Regions from separate parts of the Mus musculus genome. Here region 2 is linked to region 1. A link is a contact called in ENCODE Hi-C or POLR2A ChIA-PET data. All regions are on one chromosome and are shown on one strand. The core of a region is the stretch at or near the end of the contact, and the rest is flanking DNA. Distances in the headings are between cores, read along the strand shown. Region 1 holds the start of Nxpe3 (neurexophilin and PC-esterase domain family, member 3). Region 2 holds the start of Cep97 (centrosomal protein 97).

The links. A loop is a pair of places that touch in the nucleus more often than their neighbours do. ChIA-PET counts read pairs that join two places held with the same protein, here RNA polymerase II (POLR2A).
Region 2: a loop to region 1 is called in a map of left cerebral cortex, with 6 times the contacts of the local background. The contact joins the promoter of Cep97 here to the promoter of Nxpe3 in region 1. A Hi-C loop is called at or near these places in 10 of 37 maps with a recorded cell type or tissue (CH12.LX, T-helper 17 cell, T-helper 2 cell and 4 more). POLR2A ChIA-PET finds 5 or more read pairs at or near these places in 3 of 5 experiments (Patski and embryonic stem cell).

Annotation. Positions count from the first base shown.
Region 1 is chr16:55,891,727-55,898,183 of GRCm38, reverse strand. It overlaps Nxpe3 (neurexophilin and PC-esterase domain family, member 3), which reads left to right and starts at 2,905. Exons shown (of 6, transcript NM_001134457.1): 1 at 2,905-3,256.
Region 2 is chr16:55,930,547-55,937,328 of GRCm38, reverse strand. It overlaps Cep97 (centrosomal protein 97), which reads left to right and starts at 2,481. Exons shown (of 11, transcript NM_028815.4): 1 at 2,481-2,576; 2 at 6,721-6,782. The coding sequence starts at 2,534.

The sequences.
Region 1 (6,457 bases), core at 1,656-4,155:
CTCCCCTCATCTCTTCTCTTCTCTTCTCTTCTCTTCTCTTCTCTTCTCTTCTCTTCTTCTCTTCTTTTCTCTTCTCCCCTCCCCCTCCCCCTTTCCCCTCCCCCTCCCCTTTTCCCCTTCCCCTCCCCCTCCCCTTTTCCCCTTCCCCTCCCCCTCCCTCTCCCTCCCTCCCTCCCTCCCTCCCTCCCTCCCTCCCTCCCTCCCTCCCTTCTCTCTCTCTCTCTCTCTCTCTCTCTCTCTCTCTCTCTCTCTCTCTCTTGTTTGTTTTTGAGACAGGGTCTCACTGTGTAGCTCTGGTTCAATTATGTAGACCCAGGCTGACCTCTGAAATCACAGACATCCACTTGCCTCTGCTGGGACTAAAGGTGTGCCCCATTATGCCAGCTGGTATGTGCAAGGCTCTGGGCGTGATCCATTCCACCCCCACCCCTGGCCCCCATCACCATCAGCTAGCTGAACATGCTTCCTTTTCCTGAGCCATTACTCTTGAGCTGCAGTGTGTGGCCTGGTCTCTGAAGGTAGTCTCAAGAGAGGCAACCACCCAGCATTCAGGCAAGCAAAAGCTATCAAGTTGTGGAAAAGTCAGCCTTAGGCAATGGCTTGCCTGAACATATGAAGAAAGCAGTTGACCAGCTGAAGCAACCCCAGGGCAGGAAGAGAAGAAAGAGGACATAGAGAAACCAGAGCTTAAAGTTGGAAAAAGGCTGTAAAAAACCAACCCCCCTCACAAAAGGGAACATGCTCATCCCTGGAACCAGAGATGCAGCAAATCCTCAGACCCCAGGCTGAGAGTTGTAGTGTACATGGCTGTCTGTTAAGGATGCTGATGAAGGCCTACAAGGGGACTGTAACACCAGGGGCTCAACCTCAAGGCATAGGCAGACTGACAATAGAGATGCCACTTGCTGCCTGTCCCTCACTGCTGCTCAGTGCATGGGCTCAGGAAATGGAAGCATGTTCAGCTAGCTGATGGTGATGGGGGCCAGGGGTGGGGGTGGGGGTGGATCAAGCCCAGAGCCTTGCACATACCAGACAAGGGTCCACTACTCACTTAGTACTTATTCTCAGAATCTATACTTTTTTGTTGTTTTTGTTCTTGTTTTTGTTTTTCGAGACAGGGTTTCTCTGTGTAGCCCTGGCTGTCCTGAAACTCACTCTGTAGACCAGGCTGGCCTTGAACTCAGAAATCCGCCTGCCTGTGCCTCCCGAGTGCTGGGATAAAGGCAGGCATCATCACTGCCCGGCTACTTTTGTTGTTTGTAAAGTCAAGGATTCTCTGTGTTGCCCTGGCTGTCCTGGAATTCAGGCGCTGACCAGACTGGCCTCAAACGTAAGAGATCTGCCCTCCTTTTCTTCCTGAGTGCTAGGAAATAAGATGTGAGCTACCACTACCTGGCAGAATCTGTAAGTTTTTAATATAAATTTATTGATCCTTTTAGAACTTTATGCAATGTATTTTGATTATTTTCTCTCTCTCTATTCCCCCGTGATCCATCTCCAACTCCCTTCACTGTGTTCTCTTAATTTAAACAAACAAACAAGCAAACAAACAAACAAACAACTTAGTCCAGTTTGTGCTACACAAACACTTAACAGGTGGGAAGCCATTCCCCGGAGAGTGGTTGACCTATCAGGGTCCATACCCTTAGGAAAACAGTATCTCCTGTTCCCAGATGCCATCATTGGGTCTTCAGTTAATGTGTGTGTACACATGAACCCTTTGTCCTGCCATGTGAGAATGTTGGTGGGTTGGTTTTGTTCAAGTCTTGTAGAGGCAAGCACAGGTGCTCTGCGTTCATGAACCCAGTGGTCTTATTATGCCCCGAAGACAGTTGTTTTGCTTCTGTTCTTCCTGACCTCAGGCTCTTATAGCTCCATTGTCAATAAATATAATGATAATTAATGACAGTTGGAATTCATATCGATTCTACTTCAACTTGGGACTAAGTCTGAGGGCAGACTTTTTTTTTTAACATTTTTTAAAAAGATGTATTTATTTAATGTATATGAGTACACTGTAGCTGTCTTCAGACACACCAGAAGAGGGCGTCAGATCTCATTACAGATGGTTGTGAGCCACCATGTGGTTACTGGGAATTGAACTCAGGACCTCTGGAAGAGCACGCAGCCAGTGCTCTTAACTGCTGAGCCATCTCTCCAGCCCCAGACTCCACCCCATCCCCCAGCATTTTGCTCTGGTTAAAAGTAAGTCCAACCCCACTGTGCTCTAAGCCAGGAACGTCTTTTGTCCCACACAGGCCTTTCTGTCCTCTAGAAACTCCTCTCAGTATCTCAGATTCACCAAGCTGCTTTTGACATAAAACGTCCAAACTAGGGTAATCCAGCATTGAGGGTGGTTTGGGTGGAATATCCTGGCGCTTTTGCCAAGAACTAACTTCAAAGAGAGAAGCTTCAAGATCTCTATGCTCACGTTTGGCAAGCAGTGTTTCTCTGGTACCAGCAGCTCCGCCACTGCTAGGCCAGCATTGTGGTTAGTTCTCAGGAAGAGAATCGGTTGAGGGGACGCTCCGGGGAAACGCTGATGTCCGAAGGTCATCTGTATTTGTGTCTCCAAAAGGGTCCAGCCCTCGGGCTAGAGTGTATCTCCGGAGGTACACAGTCATCCTAACCCAAGCTCCCTGGGGCGGTCGGGTAGCACAGGCAGTGCCAACTCCTTGTTTCGCCACTGGGCACATCACTCAGCTTGCGCGGCTGTCAGTCAACATCCCCGCTCCGCCCCGCCCCGCCCATAGTCGGACCAATCGTAGCCGGGGGTCGGGGGTGAGGCTCCGTAGCGCGGTCAGGAAGCCGGGAGAGAACAGCCTGGCGCGGAGGCCCCCGATCGGAGCGTCCACATCCCGTGGGAGGGCGAGCGGCGAGCGAGACCGGAGACCCGGTGAGTGCGAGCTGCGACTATGCGCGCGGCGGGGCGGAGCCTGTCCCGAGAGCGCCCGGTGCGGCGTGCCTCGTGCGCCCCGCAGCTGCAGAGCCCTGTGTTCCGCGCGCGGACCTCGGGTCCCTAACGTCCCCGGCCGGGTGTAGGGAGCTGCGGCCCCGGGAGTCCCAACTGCGTTCCAGAGCCCGGGAGCCGAGGCCCCGGTCGAAGACGCAGGCAGAGCTTCAGCCCTGGGCTGCGACTGCCAAGGTCCGGATGATCCGAGCCGCTGCAGAGAGGATGCAGGGCGAGCCTGAACATCTCCATCCTCAGTTTCTCCACTTGCTGCAGCGCCGCAGCGCCTGGTAGCAGGCACCTCAGGTGACCTGTACCCGAGAGCGCAGTCAGGCCCCTCTCCTCCCCCCAACCCCCACCCCTTACTTCTCTTCTTTTTTCCACTCCCAGTGCAGAGAGCTTGGCGACACTGCACTTGGTCCCTATCGCCAGTCTCATCGCTGCTGTGGCGCCAGCTGCTTCTTATCTTGTTGTCTCCTCATACTTTGGACTACCCAGGCCTTACTGAGCTGCAGTTTTGGAGGCATCAGAGAAGTCATGCAGGGAGGAACATGTGTGTGACAGTCCTCTGTGGGATGTTGAGATCTTGGCTTGTGTTCTGTCTCTGCTTGACTCAAGTTCAGAAGGGCAGTGGTGCTCAGAGAGGTTGTGAGGCAGGATTTTGCAAAAATGTATATGAAAGTGTAATTTCCCCCTTGCTTTTCATCAACAATAGATTATTGCCGTGTTCCCAATGGATGAAGAATCACACTGCCTGGTGATTGTGTTCTCTTCCTGTAGGCATTATGTGTCATTTGGAATATTAGGGTGTCTTTGAAGCTGGCAGGTTGCCAGGACCCTCATGACTGTCTGATTCCTCTCAGGGGGAGGGCACACCATACTTTAACCCAGCAGTGTGGGGGGCTCTGTCCCCTTTTGACTGGGCTTACTATCTTCTTTCCATGTCTGTTGTTTTCATAATTTCTTCTGGGTTGACCAAGTGTGTAATCGGCTACTGAGAAAGGAGCTGAAGGAAGGTCACTGAAGAGGGAATGGTTGTTCCTAGTGCTCCAGAATCCAGTTGTCCTGAGAGACCATGGCAAGGCACAGTTCAAAATTCATTTTAGTACCACTAGCCCTTGCCAACTGAAGTAAGCAATGCCCCCTGGCCACTCTATTTAGTGGTTCTTCTACTTGGCAGTCTACTGTAGCTATCTAAGGGATATCAAGGGTTTCAAAGTAAGCGATGCCAAAGGATCCAAGCCTAAGGTGTAGACATAGGAAAAGCAGAACCAGCAAAGGTGTTGGCCTCCTAAGGTGTAAAGAAAATTCATTTGCAGAGAGCAAAGGCCAAGGCCAAACGCTGGAATGTGGTTCTACCTTGTGGCTCCTGGGGGATCAGACTGCTGGGCTGGTCAGGGCACTTTTATCTGCTGAGTCACCTCACTGGCCCCTTTTTACAGAATTATCACTTCTAATAACCGAAGAGCCTACCTTTACAAGGTAGCAACTACCCTCAGGTTACACTTAACAATGTCTCTTACCTGTTTCTAAATGTATACCCTCGTCTCTCACTAAGGTCTATAATAGTGTGTGTTTGATTTCCAGCCAAAGGCTACTGGAGCAGTAGGTACTTTAAAGAAGCCTTTATCAGCACTGACACATACTTTATCAGACTGGAACCACTATCAGTGTCTGTGTAGAGCTGAACCTTTCGGCTGGAGCCTGGGACGGAACAGTTCAGAGGCAGCAGAAACTGGCGTTGTAAAAATGGAGTTCTTTCGGATCCACCTCTAAACAATAAAGAGAGTAAATCTGATCAGGCTTTCCAGGGGAAAAATCAAAATAACTGAGGAATGAGAAGAACAGCAACAGTAGCTGGCGTAGAAAATATCCAGTAAAATAACAGATGAGGGTTGGAGGTGGCTACCCAGCAGGAAAACCTTCTTGCCTTGAAAGTTCAGTTTCCGGGACCCCCATGGGAGGAAAGAACTAACTATTATAAGTTGTCCTCTGACATCCACAGGTGTGTGCACTGTGGTATACATGGACACACAGATACACGTAAATTATAAAAATAATTAAAAATTTTAAATAGTAGATGATAATTTAGATGAATCCCTTCTAAGTTCAGAGGATGACGTTAGCTCGTCTGCATTTCAGTGCAGTATGATAAGAAATGAAGATAAAATGTATACATAAACATTGTCTTAGTTAGGGTTTCTGTTGCTGTGAAGAGACACCCTGACCAAGGCAACTCTTATAAAGAACAACATTCAACTGGAGCTAGTTTACAGGTTCAGAGGTTCAGTCTATGATAATGATGATAATCATGGCAGAGTCTAGGCAGACCTGGGACTGGAGGAGCTGACAGTTCTACATCTTGATTCAAAGACAGATAGGGGAAAACTGACTCCCATGTGGCTAGGAGGAGGGTCTCAAAGTCCATCCCCACCTCCCAATAATGCCACTCTCTGGGTCATGCATATTTAGACGGCTGCAAACATTAACACGGGTCTCAAAGCAAGCAATGCCAAAGTACAAGCCCTAAGCTGTAGACATACTGAAGAGGTGTTGGCTTACTAAGGTATAAAGAGAATTCATTTGCAGAGTGCAACGGCAAAAGCCAACCTCGAGCTGGAAAGTGATTCAAGATGTCCCTTAACTGGAACCTTCACCCCATAGTGCACGTTTCGAAAACAGAAACAGTTACTTCCTCTTTTTTTTATTTCTTTGGTGGAAATGTAGAGGAGGTGGGGGGGGGGGCGAAGGAGGGAGGGGAGGAGGGGGGAGGAGGAGGAGGAGGAGGAGGAGAGAGAGAGAGACTATATGACTAGAGATGAGAAAACTCTTGCAGCCCTTTAAGACTTTTTTTCCAGAAAAGTTTAATAACTAAGTAAATTGTAAATTGCTTGACATGCTTCCAGTTCCTACATAGCTCGAGTTTAAAGCCATATCAGTGTGGATGCTTTAATTTTTGTTTTACAGAAAGTAACAAAATTTCTTTACATTAGTACAAAAAACGAATCCATTCTGGAATCAGAAGTTCCCATGGTTTACAAGAAAAAAAAAGATTCTCCACAGAAATTACTATATATTCTAGTGAATTGTTTATATATATGTACAAACATATATAAACAATATATATTATATGTGACTATATAATATACATAGTTATAGTTATATATTGTTTGAAAGGGTTCAAATCAATTGTTTTTTGGTTTTTCCTCTTGGAAAAACTTGTGTATTGTTTACTTTTTCTACAAAAATAAGATGTGCAGCTATCTGTTCCTGCTATAAAACGAGAAGTTACTGCAATCTCATAAATGTTATAAAAATGATATTATCAGAGTGATGAAATAATTGAAATCAGTACTGATTAGAAATACCCCACTCCCCAAACCCAACCGCAGGAAAAACAGCGTACAACCAGCCACTGGAGGGAACATTTTGAATTTGCTACAAGACTCTATCTAGTCCTTCACCAAGAAACACCTGTGATAAAAGAATCAGGATCTCTTATAAATT
Region 2 (6,782 bases), core at 1,232-3,731, 40 kb before region 1:
TCCTTTGGCTGGGCAGTGGTGGCGCACACCTTTAATCCCAGCACTTGGGAGGCAGAGGCAGGCAGATTTCTGAGTTTGATGCCAGCATGGCCTGCAGAGTGAGTTCCAGGACAGTCAGGGCTACACAGAGAAACCCTGTCTCAAAAAAGCCTAAAAAGCAGGAGATGGGATAGGGGGTTTCTGAAGGGGAGACCTGGAAAGGGGAAAACATTTGAAATAAAGAAAATATCCAAGAAAAAAATTAATTAAAAAATTGACAAATAAGACCTCATAAAATGCAAAGCTTCTGTAAAAACAAACAAACAAAAAACCTTAAAATACAGAAAAGTTTAAAACAATTTTTTTTCTTTGAGTTGGGGATGTATCTCAGTGGTTAAGTGCTTGCCTCAGATGAAGAGAGCCTAGTTTGATCCCTAACAGTTTCAGAAACCCAAAACCAAAAACAGTGAACAAGACAAGAGTGCTTCTCGTGTGAACTTTGTGAACGACAACACTCTTCAGTGATGAAAAGCCGGACACAACTGCATGGTCATCCCCAGTATGTGATCACCCTGTGGAGGGGTTCTCTGGGTTATTCTTGTTTGCTGATGTTGTTATTTGGTTTTTTTTTTTTGTTTGTTTGTTTTTGTTTCTGAGACAAGGTGCCTCTATGTGGCCAAGGCTGGACTTGGCATACTTCTCTCCTGGCCCTTCCTTTTTCTAAGTTACATATTCTCTCTCTCTCTCTCTCTCTCTCTCTCTCTCTCTCTCTCTCTCTCCATGAATGAGGTAGCACACATGTGGAACTCAGAACACAATTCACAATTTTCAGGAGTGGGTGATCATCTTCTACTGTGTGGGTTATGGGACTTGAACTCAGATCATCAGTCTTGGCAGCAAACTCCCCTACTGGCTAAGCTGTCTCTTCATCCTCTCCAATTGTTTTAATTTATGCACTGGCTGCTCTTCCAGAGGTCCTGAGTTCATTTCCCAGCAACCACATGGTGGCTCACAACCATCTGTAATGGGATCTGATGCCCTCTTCCGGTGTGTCTGATGTGTGTGTGTGTGTGTGTGTCTGATGTGTGTGTGTACATGTGTACTTGTTTTGTTTTTAGACAGAATCTCTCTGTTGCATAGCTCAGGCTATGATTAAACTCACTATGTAGACCAAGGTGGCCTTGAACTCACAGACATCCTCCTGCTTGCCTCTTCCAATATCTAACAATATATAGTCTTCCTCCCAACTGATGGGATTAAAATTTGGGCCACCACGACAGGCTTGCTTTGTTTTCAGACATATAAAGTTGTAAGACTGTTCTCCAAGTAAGGTGTCTACTGGTTAAAATGAAGGGGGGAATTCTTATTGTTTCTTCAGAAATAGAAAAGTATCTTTAGACTAAAGCAATGGGAAACAGAAAGGTCTTTAAGGGCAGTGATGCCAAAGGGAACCAGGAAAGAGGAAATGCTCTTAGAATTTTGAGCCTGAAAAGCTAGAAGCACCAAGTTACTGAATTTTCCTGAACAGGAATCCTCAGACTTCAGAGAGAGCCTTATAGCGAGTCATTCTATAGAGAAGCTAAAACCCTTTAAAATTAATTCAGACTTGTCAGAATGGGTAGCGGCCATAGAGACTTCTAGCAATGAGTTCTCAACATCAGTTTGTTTTAAACAATGTCCTTATAATGTGCCAGGTGGTAAAAGTGTTGAATTTCTCGAACACCAAGAGTAGCTTTTAGTACGTTGAGCAGTTGATGAAAGAAAGTGGAGCCCCCTTTGTACGATTGAGTTACCTTGTAAACCCTAGCTTAATTTTACTTCCCCTGTCAAGTTTTGTCCAAAGATTGTAATTTCTAGTTCCCGATTACCGAGTTCATAGTTAAATCAAAAAAAGATCAGCCTGTGCCCTCCCAACCAGGTAAAGTAAGTATTCCTGACTCTGGAAACTATTTTAAACTTTTTTGAATACTCTGGAAAAAGTTCTGGGTACATATGTATCAAATATACTCCTTGACCAAACTGTTCAATGTGTAAGAACCACCATTTAAAACAAAAATATCAGTTTCTGAGGCTTTAAATCTATTTAATTAGGTAAGATTGGGTAAATTGCAAATATAACGTATCCATTTGACTATGTCAAAATATTTCACTGTCATTCCTATAGAGAAGCTAAAACCTTTTAAACTTAATTCAGAATTGTCAAAATGGGTAGCTGCCATAGAGACTTCTGGCAATGAGTTCTCAAATTCAGTTTTAAACAACGTCTTTATAATGTGCCAGGTGGTAAAAGTGTCGAATTTCTCAAACACCTGGCCCTGGAGTGAAATGGTTTATCTAACAATACAGCTTGCTCACCAGATCAACTTTAGGTGTCAACCCGGGTCTTCTAAGCTTTACCTCCCACATTGTAGCCAGCAAGTCCCATCAGGGAGCCAATTGGGTCGAGTGAGTGCTGTGCATCCTGGGAGTTGTAGTTTGCAGCGCCCCACTGCTGACTACATGCTCTACAGAACGGCAGAAGACGGTTGCCTGGTGTCATTAGCAAGCGGCAAGTATGGCGGTGGCGCGAGTCGACGGGGCTCTGGCTCCGGGAGAAGGTACGATGATCCCTACCCCTAAATTCCAAAGTTTACTTCAGTATGTCATATTAAACAGTTGCTTGGTGTAAAGAGAAAGCCTGGGTTTAGAGGTGCAGTTTTGGACCAGTTCTTTTGATGAGGGGCTGTAAGCAACACGGAGGCGCACTTCCTACTGGGAGTTGTAGTCCCGCTGTCTGGTCCAGTCCCGCAACATTACTGTGAAGGCTGAATGAGGGACTTCAGTCCCCAGGAGCCTTCGCGGTGCCCGGCGCCCCTGTCCCGCGCTCTCCTTAGCCTGACTGGGGGCAGTGGGCTTCGGACTGCGGTGACCTTTCTGGGACGTTTACTTTGAGTTCCGAGTGCCCACAGGAAATTAGTGCAGCCTTTTTATTTCCCGTGCCTCTCCTTCTCGTCCGAGAACGTTCAGGAAGCATCTCATCTGAAACCGCATCACAGTCTGCTTGAACTCTTCTTTGGAAGTGACCAGTAGCCGTGGTAGAATCTGAGAATGACCCAGACACGCGTTGCTCCCCGATCATTCTGCAGGCCGGGTCCCGGGGTCGAGTTTGGTCTTTGTTTGGCAGAGCCCAGGTTGGGGGGTGCGCCTGTGCTTGGGAGATGCCTCCGTGGGGCGCCGACCTCAGAGCTTTTGTTTTGGTTACACTCTGAGGCGTGGTAGCAGCTGGCCCGATTGGGGCAGAGCAGGGTAGGTAGAGTTGAGGCTCATAACCCGGAGACCCTTGAGTTCCTACGGGAAGGAGTTCGGCTAAAACATGTGTCGACACTTAGGAATTGTGTGCGGACGCTAGGTGCGCTTTTCCAGGACAGTCTAGTTTTCATCTCGAAGAAGGGGCTCACGACGCCTCACGTGATAAGAAAACCGAAAAGCATTGAAACCCTCTAGGAGCGCAGAACCGAAAAATTACATCCCAAGGTAGCTCCAGTCTGATCGAAAAATTGAAATTGGCAGTTACTCAGGCCCCGCCCACTCTGATAGCTTCTTTTCTCAACCTTCCTAGCTCACCGAGAACAGCAGCAATAAGCACTTACAGAGCCATTCTCCCCGCCCCCAAAGAGCCAGATGATATTTTGGATGCCTTTCTCCCATTATCTCATGTTTTTATGTAGAACAATGTTTATATTATATTCTCACTCTTTTTCTTTTTTCTTTTCAAAGCCATGGTCTCATTATGTAGCTGTGACTGATCAAAAACTCAAAGAAATCCTCTTGCTTTTGCCTCTCCAGTGCTGGGATTAAAGGTGTGAGCTGTGCTGTGCACGTGGCTCATCCACTTTTTTTTTTTTTTTTTAAAAAAAACAACTTTATAGTTTTTAAAAAAGATTTATTTATTTATATGAGTACACTGTAGCTGCCTTCAGACACACCATAAGAGGTCATCAGATGGTTGTTAGCCACCATGTGGTTGCTGGGAATTGAACTCAGGACCCCTAGAAGAGCAGTCAGTGCTCTTAACCACTCTGAGCCATCTCTCCAGCCTTTTTTTTTTTTAAGATTTATTTACTTTATGTATGTGAGTACACTGTCACTGTCTTCAGACACACCAGAAGAGGGCATCAGATCCTCATTACAGATGGTTGTGAACCACCAAGTGGTTGCTGGGAATTGAACTCAGAACCTGGACGAGCAGCCAGTGCTCTTAACGGCTGAGCCATCTCTCCAGCCCATTGTTTTTCAAGACAGGATTTCTCTGTGTAGCCCTGGCTGTCCTGGAACTGGTTCAGAAAACTAATCTGGCCTTGAACTCAAGGAGATGCCTTTGCCACGGAGTGCTGGGATTAAAGGCCACCACTGCCTAGCTGTTTTGTTTTGTTTTGTTTTTTCAAGACAGGGGGGTCTCAGTATGTAGCTCTGGTTGTCCCAGAACTCACTAGATAGACGGAGCTGACCTTGAAAGTGAAGAGAGGTTGGCACTTTAAAAATCGCCTGGCTGTCATCTATGTCTTGTAGAATAGAAAAGTTAACTCAAAGAAGAAATGGAGAGGGGAGAGGCTAAGAGAGTGACTCTTGGAGGAAAGACATGGGAGGACACAGCGAGGAGTCAGCCAGCCTCTAGGAGAGGGGTCTCAGTTATCAAACCTGCCAACACCTTAGTTTTGGGTGTTTCAGACTTTGAAAAATAAATGATAAAAAGAGAAGGAAACTTGTCTGAAGTGATTAAAAGGGTGGGGGGCTACAGTCTGGATTTGTGATTAGCTGGGGTTGGGGGTGGGAGTGTGGGGGGTAGGGGCTACAGTCTGACTTTGTGCTACAAGTGCTTTATTTAGTGCTGCCTGCAACCTTGTGAAATTAGAAAATCATTGCATTCCATCGATTAATTATCTACACTGTGATTTTCAAAATGACTTCGAAGTCGCTGGGAGAGAGTAGTTGGCACAGTGCTTGCTGTATGTGACAAGCATGAGGGCCCCGAGTTCCATCCTCAAAACCCAAGTAAAAGGTGGAGCTTGGTGGCAGGAGCTTGTGGTCTCAAGTGCCGGGAAAGTGACATGGGCGGAGTCTTAGTGCTTGTTGGCCAAGTAGCTTACTCTGCTTGATGAGCTCCAGGCCAGTGAGAGATCCTGCCTTGAAAAACAAAGTGAGGGCTGTAGAAATGGCTCAGTGGGTAAGAACACTCGAAGTGACAGTGTGCAGACTGGAGTTCAAATCCCCAGCATCCATGGGCAAAGCCCCAGCACCTAGTGCATACATGGAAAAGCTCAGCACCTAGTGCTATGGAGGTTGCTGACTTCCAATCCAGCGCTAGGCTTTAAGGCCCACTGAGAGAGTGGGTCAAGAGAATAAAGAGTAACAGAACGGGACACCCAGCATTCTCCTCTGGCTTCCCTGGGCATGCATGATAGACACTGCCCACCACTCCCGTGCACACGACTTTGGGCTCTTGAAGATGTACTTGAAGTTAGGTTATAAACATTTTGATCTCTATATAAAAAAGTAAGTTTTAGGGTCTGATGTGATGATAGCTATAATTCCAGTATTTGGGAGTTGGGGGAAAGAAGATCAGGAGTTCAAATTTAGCCTTGGATACATAGTTTATGCCAGCCTAGCCAGCATCAGACCCTGTCTGAAAACAACAGCAAAAGATAAAACAAAACACAAAAACCCCAAACAACAATAACAAAAACCAATCTAAGACAAAGAAAAAAATTGAAAGATTGAAAAAAGGGGGAAATTAGCCAGGAGGTGATGGCACCCTCCTTTTGTTATGCCCAGTTCTTGGCAGAGATCACAGATGTAAACACACAGTCTTATCATCAGGATGCTACCTTCCCTGCTCCGCAGGTTAGGAATGCAACACTGGAGTCTAGAGGATTGGGGTATATATATGGGAAAAGGGTAGGCTGGGGCTTTCAAGCATGGCCTTACCTGATTGGGTGTGAGGTAAAGGAATGCTAGCATTCGAAACTGAGAACATTTGTTTTGACAGCAAGGAGGGACCATACAACTGGAAAAGGACCTTTTTGGTCTGGGAAGAACGGACTCATTTGGTTATTTTTCTAAGCTGGCCCCAGCTGTCTGGGACCACCTGGTTGTCTCTTTCCCATAGCTTAACACTTCAAGGACATTAAATTTCTGCCCCCTTCAAAGACAGGAGACATCTGCAGGCGTCAGGGCTCACTGGAAAGGAATCTTCTCTTTAATCTCAGCACTAGGGAGATGGGCAAGAGGATCTCTGAGTTTGAGGCCAGCTTGGTCCAAAGAGCAAGTTCCAGGACAACCAGGGAAACACTGAGAAACCCCGTCTCAGAAAATTAAAATAAAACTCAGAAAAAAAAAAAAACCAGAAAAACAAAACCCCAAACCCCTCAAAAGAAACTTCAGTCCTGTTTTTTTGTTTTTTGTTTTTTGTTTTTGTTTTTCGAGCAGTCCTGTTTTTTGAGTGCTGTTATTAAATACTACAGTACAATCAGGGCTTGCATGCTAGGAAAAGGCTCTGTTTCTGAGCTAATCCCAGCCTGTAATCCATAAATTTGGAGAAAAAAATTGTAGCATTACAGCTCTGGATTACTATTGGTTGAAATTCTTGATACTTGTGTGCTCTGGTATAGTTTTAAATGTCTTTACATATTTTTCCCTCTTCGGTGTGAAATGCTAAGCTCAGTTGTCATCTTTGCTTTCTAACAAGATGTTTCTCTTCTCAAGGATCAGTGGTGAACTGGTCAGGCCAGGGACTGCAGAAATTAGGTGCCAACTTGCCCTGTGAA